2 separate regions of the Homo sapiens genome follow, and region 2 is linked to region 1. A link is a loop called in an ENCODE intact Hi-C map of the cell type or tissue named here. Cell type or tissue: mammary epithelial cell. All regions are shown on one strand. Links, peaks and the distances in the headings refer to the core of each region. The heading gives the core; the rest is flanking DNA. Region 1 overlaps KCNQ2 (potassium voltage-gated channel subfamily Q member 2). Region 2 holds the start of HELZ2 (helicase with zinc finger 2).

Region 1 (5,256 bases), core at 257-5,256:
CACGAGGCTCGGCTAGGACAGCAGCCCCCACTGCATCCCCGCCAGGTGAAGAGTGCAGCTGGGGAGAAGGGAGTGCCCAGAGGGACCCAGAGGAACGGGCAGGGCGTGCAGGGGGCTCGCTGAGCCTGAGCTGAGCTGAGGCCAGAGGAGAGGGGTGGGCAGGAGGAGGCCACCACAAGAGGCGGGGGAGTGGTCTCCACCGAGCCATGGCGGGGTGGGCTGCTCCTGGAGCAGGGACCCCAGGGGTTGTGCTTAGTTTCTCTAGGGGTGGTGGGCAAGGGGGAGGTCAGGCCAGGTTGGACCTCCCCAAGGGTCCCGGTGAGCCCAGGAGCACCCGACTCGGGGCCTGGATGAGGGGAAGCGAAGGACGGACACGTCTCCAAGCAGCTCCGACAAGAGATGCCTGTGCCGGGGCCGAGGAAGGCAGGGGCAGGCACCCTGCACTCAGTGCTGGACATGTTGGGGCCGCAGCCCACCCCCGCCTGCCAGAACCGCACGCACCACAAGCCACGGGCTCAGGACAGCCGCACGGAGGCCACTCTGGCTAGGACCAGAAGGTGGGCCCAGGACAGGCCCTGTGAGGGCAGAGTCTTAGATAAACAGACAGAGGGATCGAGGCCTGAGCGCAGACAGCAGGGCCGGGAAGGGGAGACCTCTCACCAGGACCTGCAGCCCCACCTTGGGGAGTTTACCCTGGGTTCCGAGGACGCTGCTGTGTGGTCTGAGGACAGGGTGGGCCGGCTGGGCCGCACCTGCTCCACACCGACAGGAAGCTGTGGCCTGGTGCAAAGCAGCGCCAGCACCTGGGGGCCTTGGCTGCCACCACCACGCGGAGCGCACAGGAGACTCTGGGAAGGAGGCTGCCACACAGAGTGGGCGGGAGGCTGGGCGAGGCCTGACCAAGAAACCTCTCCTGGGGAGACTAAGCCAGGGCCTCAGCCCTCTACACAATTTCGTTACCAAAGGAGGCGTGGTTTTTTGTTTGTTTGTTTGTTTGTTTTGAGACAGAGTCTCGCTCTGTCCCCCAGGCTGGAGTGCAGTGGCGTGATCCCGGCTCACTGCAAGCTCCGCCTCCCAGGTTCACGCCATTCTCCTGCCTCAGCCTCCCGAGTAGCTGGGACTACAGGCGCCCGCCACCACACCCGGCTAATTTTTTGTATTCAAGGAAAAGGAAGCCGGAGGCCTGGCAGATGGGGCCTGGCCTGCGGGGGAGGTGAGGGCGGGGTTCCCCCCACACTGCTGAAAACCCCCAAAGGCTGCAAGAAAGGGAAACTGGGGGTAGATCTCATCCCAGTAGGAGGTACACAGTCAGCGCGTTTGAATCAGGAAATACCAGCATCCCTATTTGCTATTTAAGACTAATCAGGTAAACCCCAAAGAAAAACACAGAAGCAGCCGCATCCGCTGCAGAGGGACCCAGAGGGGAGGGCACCGCGGCCACAGAGTGGGGCTCTATTCTCACCATAAGGCTTAGTAACTCTCTGACATTTAAAAATATACACAAGCATTACTCTGAAAAAACACCCAATCGTAAAGATAAGAAGGCTGTTGCCCACAAAAGACCTGGGGGATGGGCTTGTCCCCATCAAAAGTCCTAGGGCCCAGCAGTCACAGCTCAGGACGCCCCGGGCCCCACCCTGACCCTGTGGTGGGGCCTGAACCACACAAGATGGCTCAGTGAGTCCAGGTCATCTGTATGGTCCACAGCCTGGGCCCCGGGGCACGCTCAGCTCTCAACCCCCACCCAAGCCCCGACTGGGAAGACAGTGTCCAGGTCTCATGAAATTAATAAAATAACTTCGGATCAGCTGCATCCGGCTTAGGCACCAGGTGGAGCTGCCCATGCCTTCCCCGCAGGGCTGAGCCCACTCAGCCGGCATGTGCGGGGCTAGGCCCGGGGTCTGGTCTCAGCCTCCCAGGAGAGCACAGACCCTGCCCCTGTGCACCAGCAGCCTGAGGGTGTCTGTGGCCCCAGGTGAGGAGGAGCCCAGGGGCCAGATCTGTTCAGACCTGATCAGAGTGGGGCCTGCAGAGCCACCTAGTCTCCAAAAACTCAGGGCTGCCCAGGACAGATCTCCTAGGGATGCCTCTTCTCCCCTTTCCCCCAATAATCGGGACACGGAGCAGGTGGAGGGTCACTCAGGAGGAAGGAAGATGCCCACCACGGCTGAGCTCAGGAGGAAGGAAGATGCCCACCACGGCTGAGCTCAGGCTCTCTGGGGCCCAGCCCTCCCCACCCACTCCCCCGCCAGCTTGGCAACCACCACCCCGCCTCGACCACAAGCCATCATGACCACGGGCAGCCAGCAGGTGGCCCCAAAGAGATGTATGGAGCAGGCTCAGCCAGTGAGAGCCTGGTCCCAGCACAGGGACAGGGGTGTATCAGCAGGGAAAGGGAAAACCACAATGACCACAACTCACCAGGCCCCACCAGAGTGCATCCGCGTAGGTGTCAAAGTGGTCGTTCTCCCCCTTCTCTGCCAAGTACACCAGGAACGAGGCCAGGATGAGACAAAGGAAGCCGATGTACCAGGCAGTGACCAGCTCCTGAGAGGCAGACGGCACCACCATCATGACCACCATCACCAGAAGCATCACCATCACCACCACCAACACCACCACCATCACATCAACACCATGACCACCATCACCACCACCAAAACCATCACCACCACCATCACCACCACCACCACCACCACCATCACCATCACCACCATCACCATCACCACCACCACCACCATCATCACCACCTCCACCATCACCACCATCACCATCACCACCATCACCATCACCACCACCACCATCACCATTACCACCACCATTACCACCACCATCACCATCACCATCACCACCACCACCATCACCATCACCACCACCATCACCATCACCATTATCACCACCACCATCACCACCATCACCACCACCATCACCATCACCACCATCACCATCACCACCACCATCACCATCATCACCATCACCACCACCACCACCATCACCACCATTACCATCACCATCACCACCATCACCATCACCACCACCATCACATCACCACCACCATCACCATCATCAGCATCACCATCACCATTATCACCACCACCACCATTATCACCACCATCACCATCACCACCACCACTATCACCACCACCACCATCATCACCACCACCATCACCGGCGCCACCACCATCACATCACCATCACCATCACCACCACCACCACCATCACCACCACCACCATGATCACCACCATCACCATCACCACCATCACATCACCATCGCCACCATCATCACCACCATCACCATCACCATCATCACCACCACCATCACCATCATCACCACCACCACCATCACCATCACCACCATCACCACCACCACCACCATCACCATCATCACCACCATCATCACCACCACCATCACCATCACCACCATCACCATCACCACCATCATCACCATCACCATCACCACCACCATCACCATCACCACCATCACCACCATCATCACCACCACCATCACCATCACCACCACCACGATCACCACCATCACCATCACCACCACCACCACCATGACCATCATGACCATCACCACCACCACCACCATCACTACCACCATCACCACCATCACCCTCACCACCATCACCACCCGCCACCTGCCTCCAGGAGCACTGCAGCCTCGCCAGTCAGCCCACTTTGGGCTCTGTCTCCAGGGATATAGGGGCTGGATGGACCCGTCTCCTGAGGCCAGCAGAGGCTCCACGCCAGGGTCGGTGGCAGGGCTGGCACAGGGGAACCAGGAGGCGCCGCTGGCTTCACCATCTTAGCTACGGCAGCCCATTCCCCTGAGCCTCCTGGCCTGGGCAACAGTGGCTCGCACGGCCAGCCCACCGTGCCCTCCAGGGTCAGTAGCGTCTATTCTGGCGGCCAGCAGGGCTGGAGAATCTTGGGACTGTTGAGACCCTCCCCCAACCTCCCTGAGCCTCCGGGCACAGATGTGAAAAGGGTGCCCACTGCAGTCAGCACTCAACCCCCACAGCGTCCAGGGAGGGAGAGGGGCCACCGGGGGCTGACCCCTGCCCATTCTGCAGACAAAGCCACCACCCTGCCAGGGCTCAAGAGGGAAGAAAATGGGGAGGGGGCCATTTGAGCAAATGAGCCCACCCGTGAGCAAGGTGGAGGGACAGCACAGTCTGGCAGGATGGGGTCTCGGTCACTGGGGGGCCTGGGGCCCCTGGAACTCAGCATGTGTGGCCACAGCCACCCTCTGGGTCCCCCGGACAGCGGCCGCCGCAAGCCGCAGCTTAAACAACCACCAGGCAGGTGACTAGCACTTTGTATTGATCCAGGCACTAAAAACCCAGGAAAGAAGACACCCAACCACAGAGCCAAGGGTTCGCGGCAGGAAGGTGGGGGTGGCAGGGGCCAAAATGGCCTGGCCTGGCCTTTCGAAAAAGCAGCTTTCTGGAGACAGATGACAAAGATGGCCCAAGTCACGAGAAGAAGCACCGAGAAGAAAGGGGAGGGAGGCTCGTTCACACCTGATGGGCTCCAGCCAGAGCCACCACTGACTCCATCCCTCCACCCAGGGCTCTTGAAGCAAACCCCAGGCAGGGGTGGGGCCCGGTCTGGGCCAGGACTCTCGCTGGCTGGGGGCGCCCACCGCCAGCCTTGGGGCCGTGACTCACCTTGCTGTGGGCATAGACCACAGAGCCCAGCAGCTTCCAGGTGCCTCCCCGCCGGTCCATGCGGATCATCCGCAGAATCTGCAGGAAGCGCAGGCTCCGGAGCGCAGATGTGGCAAAGACGTTGCCCTGGGAGCCGGCGGCCAGCACCGCAATGGAGGCGATGAGCACCATGATGTCTACAAAGCGGGCGTGGAGCTGGTGAGCTGCTGGGCCGCTCCCCGCACCCCCTTGGAGAAAACTCCCCACCCCGCGTTCCAGGAGGATGTGCAGAGGGGCGGGAAGGTGTATGCCCAGCGCCTGGTGTGGGCTCTGTCAGGCCCCAGGAAGGACATTACTATCGTCCACCCTGCCTGTGGGGCCCAGGATGGGCAGCCCAGCGCCACATTCCTCTTCCTGACATTTAGGCAGAGTTAACCACAGCCTCTGACTCCAAGTCAGCAGGTGAAAAGAAACTTCCAGAAGGAGCCAGTCCTGCCCAGCCTCTCTGGCCCACGCAGACGCCCCAGCTCCCCCCAGGGCTGAGTCCGTCCCTGGGTGCCTGGCCCTGATTCTAGCAATACCACCCCCACCAGGCCTCACCAA
Region 2 (8,360 bases), core at 1,963-6,962, 130 kb after region 1:
GCCATAGATGAGTAGCGGGGGGACACGCCTCCCATCCCCAGGGCCCCAGCCCGCGATGAGCGCCACGGCCAGCTCCTGCTTGCGGTTGCCACGCCGCAAGGGTGGGACAGACCAAGGTCTGGGCAGGGCGCAGGTGGGCAAGTCGGGCACCACCAGCTGCTCCTCAGGCAGTGTGTCCACTGCCTGGTGCCAGAGGCGGAAGGTCATCGGGTCAATCTGGAACTGCACCTCCAGGACCAGGCGGGCCTCAGGCTGCAGCCCCAGGGCCAAGCAGCAGCGGGCCGGAAGCAGCAGCCACAGCGCCTGCTCTGAGCTGGCCCGCCTCTCCAGCCGCACCTCGAACACCGTATTGTCGGGTGCAGGTACAGGGGCCACCAGGGCTGTGCTGACCGCCCGGCCCAGCAGGAAGCCCTGGTCTGTGTCTGGCATCAGGGAGGAGGGGACGGGGACCTCTGCGTACAGTGCTCCCGGAGGCGCGAAGAGCATGTTCAGCGCTGGCGTCTGCAATGCCGTCTTCAGGAACACCTGGCCCCGCAGGGTCAGCCTGGCAGGATGGCCTGGGTCAGCTCATGGGGCCACAGCTGCCAGCCCCGCTGCCAAGTCCACGCCCCCATCCGCTCCCGTTGCCCCAGCCGCTCCCATTGCCCCAGCTGCTCCTGCTACCCCAGCTGCTCCTGTTGCCCCCAGCTCACTTGGCCACCAGCTGCTGCTGAGCCGCCTCCTCCTCATAGAGAAACTGGTGCATCCTCTGCCGATAGTTGGTTGGTGAGATGGGGCCCGAGGCCACGCTGCTGCGGTTGAACTCCAGGGCCAGGGCAGGGCCCTTGTACTTGGCCATCAGGGCCGTCTGCTCGGCCGTCCGCTCCACGCCAGGCACCACGTGGCGGTTGCCAGTGTGCCAGCGCTCCATCTCCTCAGGGTGGCCGAGCGCCAGATTCCTGCAGGGTCCTGGGCGACGCCCCTGGCCCAGCTGCAGCCCCAGCTTTTGTAGCAGCACCGGCCGGCGGCCAAAGTCGAAGACCACCCATTGCTCAAAGGTGCCGAACGAGGCAGCCTGCACACGCACTCCCACCTGGAAGTCGGCAGTGGAGCTGGGCACACGGAAGCGCTCACCCCGTGCGTAGAGCCGGCCTGGCGGGAGGCCGGGAGCCACCAGAGAGAAGTCGGCTCCTGGCTCCTGCTTCAGCAGGGCCACGTGTAGCAGGGGCTCCTGGAGAGGAGGCCAGACGGTGAGGGGGGCCCAGGGCTCCCCCCAACCCTCCCGAGAGGCAGCCTGGCCAGCGTAGCCCAAGTGCAGGGTTCAGGTCCTGGCCCTGCCACTTCCTGGATAGAACGCAAGCAGGCCACCCGGCCTCTGCCATCCTCAGTTTCTTCCTGTGCTACATGGGGGTGGCTGAACCCTCCTGGGGCCCCTGTGGATGTCCCGTGGGGCAGTGTGGGCAGCTTGAGGCCTCACCACCCACTCTCCAGGTGCCAGACCCTGGTGAATCCTTGTTTTTGTTTTGGTTTTTGAGACGGAGTTTCACTCTTGTCGCCAGGCTGGAGTGCAATGGCGCGATCTCAACTCACTACAACCTCCGCCTCCTGGGTTCAAGTGATTTTCCTGCCTCAGCCTCCCGAGTAGATGGGATCACAGGCACCCACCACCATGCCTGGCTAATTTTTTTTTTTTTTTTTTTTTTTCAGTAGAGACGGAGTTTCACCCTATTGGCCAGGCTGATCTCGAACTCCCGACCTCAGGTGATCCACCTGCCTCGGTCTCCCAAAGTGCTGGGATTACAGGCGTGAACCACCGCACCTGGCCAAATCCTTGTTTTAACCCATATACTCCATAGAATAACCCTGCCAAGGTGGGACTGTCCTGGCCCCCTGTCTCTAGGTGAGGAGACTGAGGCAGAGAGGCTAAGGGACCTGCTGCAGGTCACGCAGGTGCTGAGCGGCAGTGCCTCGGTATTAGCTCCATGACCCAGGCTGTTGACGTCTGCCCGGGCTGAAGTCACCACTTCCCCAGGGCTCCCTCCGCCCAGTCGGAGCTGTTCTCCGCTCACCTCAGAGTGGACGGCAAACGTCCAGCTGTACTGGGTCTTCCTCTCCTGGGCCTGGTACATCAGGGGCTGGTTGCAGGTGACACGCACTCCATCAAGGGTCTCTGCCAGCTGCGTGGAAGTCTAGCCTTCAGCAAGAGGCCTGGACCCCACCCCACCCCACCCACTCCCAGGGCCCACTTACCACAAGGACCTCACTGCTGCTGCGCTGGTACTCGGCCAGCAGCCGCTCCTGGTAGGGCACCAGCCCGTCCTGCCAGGCCGCCTGCCCCCGCAGCTCCACAGCCTGCGTGCGCCGGACCCACTCCTGCAGCTCCTGTGCTGAGTGTGCCTTGGTGCAGGCGTCCCCATACTCACAGAGGTCAGGCCTGGGGGACAGGGAGGTCAGCAGGGCTACACAGAGGCACAGCCGCCGTGCTGAGTTCAAAGGCCGGGACCCCTCAGCCCAATACTGGCCTCTGTAGGGAGCAGGGGCTTTATTCGTCCCACCCACTCCTGTGCTCCCGGGACAAGGCCTGGCTCAAGCAGTTCCCAAACATGAACCTCCCTTATCCGGGTCCTCAGAGGCCACATGGCTTTAGCCCTCAGCAGGTGGCAGGGAGGCCCCCGTCCACTGAACCTGGGAGCCTCTGGCTCTGCCTACGGTGGGCTCCTGCCCCGCTCCAAGCTCCTGGGAACCTCTGGCTCTGCCTACGGTGGGCTCCTGCCCCGCTCCAAGCTCCTGGGAGCCTCTGGCTCTGCCTGTGGTGGGCTCCTGCCCCGCTCCAAGCTCCTGGGAACCTCTGGCTCTGCCTGTGGTGGGCTCCTGCCCCGCTCCAAGCTCCTGGGAGCCTCTGGCTCTGCCTGTGGTGGGCTCCTGCCCCGCTCCAAGCTCCTGGGAACCTCTGGCTCTGCCTACGGTGGGCTCCTGCCCCGCTCCAAGCTCCTGGGAACCTCTGGCTCTGCCTACGGTGGGCTCCTGCCCTGCTCCAAGCTCCTGGGAGCCTCTGGCTCTGCCTGTGGTGGGCTCCTGCCCTGCTCCAAGCTCCTGGGAACCTCTGGCTCTGCCTACGGTGGGCTCCTGCCCTGCTCCAAGCTCCTGGGAGCCTCTGGCTCTGCCTGTGGTGGGCTCCTGCCCCGCTCCAAGCTCCTGGGAGTCTCTGGCTCTGCCTACAGTGGGCTCCTGCCCCGCTCCAAGCTCCTGGGAACCTCTGGCTCTGCCTACGGTGGGCTCCTGCCCCGCTCCAAGCTCCTGGGAGCCTCTGGCTCTGCCTGTGGTGGGCTCCTGCCCCGCTCCAAGCTCCTGGGAGCCTCTGGCTCTGCCTACGGTGGGCTCCTGCCCCACTCCAAGCTCCTGGGAACCTCTGGCTCTGCCTACGGTGGGCTCCTGCCCTGCTCCAAGCTCCTGGGAGCCTCTGGCTCTGCCTGTGGTGGGCTCCTGCGCTACTCCAAGCTCCTGGGAGCCTCTGGCTCTGCCTACGGTGGGCTCCTGCCCTACTCCAAGCTCCTGGGAGCCTCTGGCTCTGCCTGTGGTGGGCTCCTGCCCCACTCCAAGCTCCTGGGAACCTCTGGTTCTGCCTATGGTGGGCTCCTGCCCTACTCCAAGCTCCTGCCTCGAGTATCCTTACTTTGGGCAGAGCTCGAACTTGGAGAGTCCCGGGGGTGGGGAACGGTGCTCCCAGGGCAGGGCCTGGTCGAAGGCCACCATCTGTGCGTGCTCCGAGGATGCGCAGTGGTTCTCGAAGGCCTCCTGAGAGTGGCAGGTGACCAAGCAGGCCGGGCAGTACAGCTGGGCCCCAGGGGGCTGGCCAAGGGGGGCCGTGCGCCCGTCGCCATCAGGGGCAGGGGGTGTGAGCAGGTCCCCCCGCTGGAGGCCACCCAGCTGCTCGGCCTCCCACACAGCCATCTCCACGGCGCTGTGTGCAAACTGGCAGCGGGACTCCCCACGCCAGCACGGCTGCCCACGCCCCACAAACCTGCAGTAGGCAGGAGGCTGGCCGGCCCGGGGCCGCGGCCTCACCACCACAAACTGTTGCTTGCGGCGGCCCTCGGCGCTCACGTGGGCCAGGAGGGAGGGGCAGGCTCCGTGCTCAGGGCACTGCCCCTGGGGGTCCACGCGACAGATGCATGGGGGACAGCGCCTGAAGCAGAGGGAGCAAAGCAGCTCGAAGCGGCCGCCAAACTCCGTAAGGATGGCGTCGGCCGCCCGGCCTGCCCCTCCCTGGGCCCCGCTGCCCTGCACCTCCGCCTTCAGCCATAGGCGCTGGAGGTTGTGCTGACGCTCGAAGGTCCAGACCAGGGCCTCCTCGCGACTGCGGGCAAAGGTGCACCGGTTTCGGTGGCGCCGGCAGCCGAGCCCAGGGCTGTAGTAGTGGCAGACTTGGTAGCACAGGGGCCTTGGGAAGGTGGGCCGGCAGCCCACCACGCGCCAGACCTTGCTCTTGGTGGCCTGCTTAAAGCGGGCCAGCAGGATCTCGCGGGAGCAGTCATGCTCCACCCTACGGAGGACGTAGGTGCTTTCATTGAGCCGCTGGGTGCAGCGGGAGCAGCCCAGACACAGGTCCACCAGGGCACACAGCCGGGCCAGGGACGGCCCTCTGGTGGCCGCGGGGCTGTTGGGCAGCAGGGTGGACCCTGGAGGCGCCACCTCGAACACCAGCTTGGCTCTCCAGGGAGGCGTCTGAGGCTCCTGAGCTCACGGGTCCACGCAGTCCACTGGAACTGTTGGCCACGGTTCGAAGCCTGCGACAGAAGGAGCAGGTGAGACTGAGGCCAGAGGACATCTGGTCCAGGCCCAGCTCAGAAGCACGGCCTCTCCACCAGGCAAGGAGCTGGGGATCTGCCTATCCTGATGCCCAAGCAGAGGCCTCTCCACCAAGCAAGGAGTTGGGACTCTCCCCACCCTGACGCCCAAGTGGAGGCCTTGGCAGTAGCTGTGTCCTGTCAGGGAGTACAGGGCTCACTGACCCGGACACAGCCAGACCCTCCCTCCTGAAGGGTCTCAGGCCCCACCTAGAAGGAGCCAAGGTGACTGCTTGTGGAGCCCTGGAGGGGGCAGAGCCCTTGGCACAGTGCCGCCCCCAGGAGGCCGCACCCCTCTGCCCCAGCCAGGGGTCCTGTGCACCCCAGGGCCTCAGGCTCCTGACTCTTCTAAGGACACAGCACCTCCTTTTCTATTGAATGACCACTGGCCCCCAGGAAAAGAGGACTCCACATCTGCACCTGGGGAGGGGCCTCACGGAGAGGAGGGTACAGTGCCCACCAGAGCTCAGGGTGCCAGGAAGAGATGGGTCCCCGGGTCCCCACCGCAGCTGGGATGCTACAAGAAGAGTAAGTTTAAAAGCAACAGACTGGAGGCAGACTTCAGTATGAGAACCCGGCACTCCCCGCGGACCCCTCTGAGAAAACATCCGAGTCTGCCATCCAGAAAGGACGGGAGCCGAGACCCCAAAATCCTGCGCTCCAGTGGGTGCAGAGACCACAGCGCTGGGTCTTGCTGCGGAGGGTGCTGGTCCTGGACGGGCTGCACTGCCCCGGGCTGGGTCTGTGGCTCCCGGGACTCCGCGCCCCCGGCTGCACTCACCCTCCCGGACCCCCCCCTCCGCCCCCGGCCCCGCCACCCTGGGACCCCCGCGCTCACCCTCCTGGAGCCGCCCCTGGACCCCCGCGCCCCCGCCCCTCCGCCCTGGGACCCCCGCGCTCACCCTCCTGGAGCTGCCTGCCCTGCCGAGCCTGCCCAGGAGCTCTCAGTTTCGATTCTGGCCCGGGCACTGACGCTGATCGCGGAAATTACCTCACCGCCCCCCGCCCCGCCCCGCCCTGCCCCGCCTCCAGCGACAGCTCGGCCCCCGCTGCGAGGGAACCTCGGGAAGCGCCAGCGAGCAGAGGACGCCCCTCCCTGAAGGGCCAGCGCCGTCGAAGGCGGAGGCGGCTGGGGGTGGGGGTCCTTTCCCGCACCCCTCCAGGGCCCCACGCCCCGTCCAGCCCTTCACACACCAGAGACGCCCCGATGATGTGCCAGGCGGAAGGGGTGAGACCCTGCCCGGCCCTGGACGGCAGGATGGTCTGGTGACTCCACCATCAGCCCCTGGAGAAATCCAGGCACAGCTGACCTGGAAGCCTGGGTCCCCTGACAGGCAGGACCTGCCCGTGGCCCTGGTGCTGCTGGGACCCCAAGTCCCTTCTGTCACCAACCAGGATATGGCAGGAATGGCTAAGTGGCCGCCGGGTCCCAGAGTCAGCACGCCTGGCTCTTGGCTCTCTGGACTGGCTCTGGGCCCTCAGCAGCCCTGTGGGGAGGCCCCATAGAGGAGCTGAGGCCTCCAGCCCACTTGCAGCTCGAGTCCCAGCCCCAGCCTTACTGCCATCTCAGGGAGACCCCAGGCCTAACCCTCCCACCTAGACCACGCCCAGCTGTTAGATGTCTATGTTTAAAATAAACGTCCCATTAGCCAGGGGTGGGGGCGGGCGCCTGTAGTCCCAGTTACTCGGGAGGCTGAGGCAGAAGCATTGCTTGAACCAAGGAAGTGGAGGTTGCAGTGCGCCAAGATTGCGCCACTGCACTCCAGCCTGGGCAACAGAGCAAGACTCCATCTCAAAACAAATAAATAAATAAAATAAACATCTGTGTTGTTTTAAGCCCCTGAGCTTTGGGGCGATCTGTTCTGCAGCAGTAGATAACGGACAGTGATGCTGCCCCTGAAACAAGGAAGCAAGGCTGCCACCCAAGGCCAGCACCTCGTGGGGAGGGCCAGGCTGGGGGCTCACAGCGACCTCGGGAGGTCGGCTGGGTGGGCCGTCAACCACCAGGGAGCCTCTCCGCAGACCAATCACGTTGGAGCTCCTGGGAGAGGGCAGGCCCTCGACAATAGCAGCCCCAGGGGCCGGGCGCTGAGCAGGGTCCATGTGCGTGGAACGCTGGGAGAATTTGTGTGGAACGCTGTGTTCCTGGATGGAGAGGCTCAACACCACACAAAGACGTGAGTTCCTCCTAAACTAACCTGCAGTCGCATGGTGGACACACTGACTTTCAAGTCCATTTGGAAAAGCATCACATCACCAAGAAAGGCTGGACAGGGCTTTTTTTTTTTTTGAGACTGAGTCTCCTTCCATTGCCCCGGCGGGAGTGCAGTGATGCAATCACAGTTCACTGCAGCCTCGACCTCTGGCTCAGACAGTCTTCCCCCCTCAGCCTCCTGAGTCGCTGGGACTACAGGCACACACCACCACAGTACAGGTGCACACCACCACAGTTAACTATTTTGGAGTTTTTTCTATGTTTTTCAGAGATGGGGTTTCTCAATGTTGCCCAGGCTGCTCTTGAACTCCTGGGCTCAAGCAAACCCCCCACCTCGGCCTCCTTGAGTGCCGGGATTAGATTACAGGCTTGAATCCCAACACCCAGCCCAGGATGATGACTAAAAAGGATTCCCAGCGGGTGCTGGCATGACTTACTAAACACATAACACACTGCAAAGCCACTGAACCCGGTGTGGACACACAGTTCCAAGGCAGAACAGAGAGTCCAGAAATAGAGTCACACTCAGGAGTCTGGGGTGGGATGAAAGATTGGCTCTCGGCCAGGCGCACTGGCTCACGCCTGTAATCCCAGCACTTTGGGAGGCCAAGGTGGGCAGATCACCTGAGGTCAGGAGTTCGAGACCAGCCTGGCCAACATAGTGAAACCCCATCTCTTCTAAAAATACAAAAAAAAAAAAAAAAAATAGCTGGGCGTGGTGGCAGGTGCCTGTAGTCCCAGCTACTCAGGAGGCTGAGGCAGGAGAATCCCTTGAACCTGGGGTCGGGGGGGGCGAGGCGGAGGTTGCAGTAAGCTGAGATCACACCATTGCACTCCAGCCTGGGAGACGGAACGAGACTCTGTCTCAAAAAAAAAAAAAAAGAAAGAAAAGAAAAGAAAAGAAAGCTTGGCTCTCACACCTCAGGGAAAAACAATTCATTGATGCATTCCACAAATTATTAGAACAACTGATTAGCAGCATCTGGAAACAAAAATGGGAGGGACGGTCTCTGCGTAGCATCTTACACCATATGAAATAATCAAACACTCTCACGGAAGGAAAAGCCAACCACAGAGGCACTAGGAGAAACCAGGGCTGAAAGTGTCTGATTCTCAGGACTCTTGGGATGTGAAAGGCCTTTCTAGGTGAAATCCAGCCCTGCGCCACTCGCCCCCAGCCAGGCTCAAGGACAGGGCTGGTGGCTTCACACATGCCGTGAGGGGCAAGCATACACCCCAGAAATCCACAAAACCTGTCTCCTGAAGCACTGTTTTTTTCTTCTTAGAGAACGAATTAAACATCTACCAGCACAACAGTG

The links. Hi-C counts contacts between places; a loop is a spot of excess contacts. Peaks named below come from ENCODE experiments on the same cell type or tissue, not always from the same donor. Only the 100,000 strongest peaks of a DNase experiment are listed, where the experiment ranks them.
Region 2: a loop joins it to region 1, with 9 times the contacts of the local background. A loop is called at or near these places in 3 of 110 quality-filtered maps.

The regions. Positions count from the first base shown.
Region 1 is chr20:63,439,985-63,445,240 of GRCh38, forward strand. It overlaps KCNQ2 (potassium voltage-gated channel subfamily Q member 2), which reads right to left. Exons shown (of 17, transcript NM_172107.4): 3 at 5,254-5,256; 4 at 4,675-4,850; 5 at 2,422-2,547. Among named protein-coding and RNA genes, the nearest start is that of KCNQ2-AS1, 5.8 kb to the right of the region's middle. In mammary epithelial cell, for the core only: a CTCF peak has its summit at 2,322 (motif pointing right); no DNase peak of the experiment used is centred there; H3K27me3 peaks cover 120 bases.
Region 2 is chr20:63,568,456-63,576,815 of GRCh38, forward strand. HELZ2 (helicase with zinc finger 2) reads right to left here and starts at 5,784. Exons shown (of 20, transcript NM_001037335.2): 1 at 5,729-5,784; 2 at 3,653-4,766; 3 at 2,230-2,413; 4 at 2,049-2,156; 5 at 693-1,210; 6 at 1-544. The coding sequence starts at 3,930. RefSeq lists enhancers at 1-52, 73-122, 5,893-6,620 and silencers at 2,762-3,118, 5,129-5,188, 5,829-6,108, 7,218-7,403. In mammary epithelial cell, for the core only: no CTCF peak of the experiment used is centred there; no DNase peak of the experiment used is centred there; H3K4me3 peaks cover 1,415 bases; H3K27ac peaks cover 564 bases.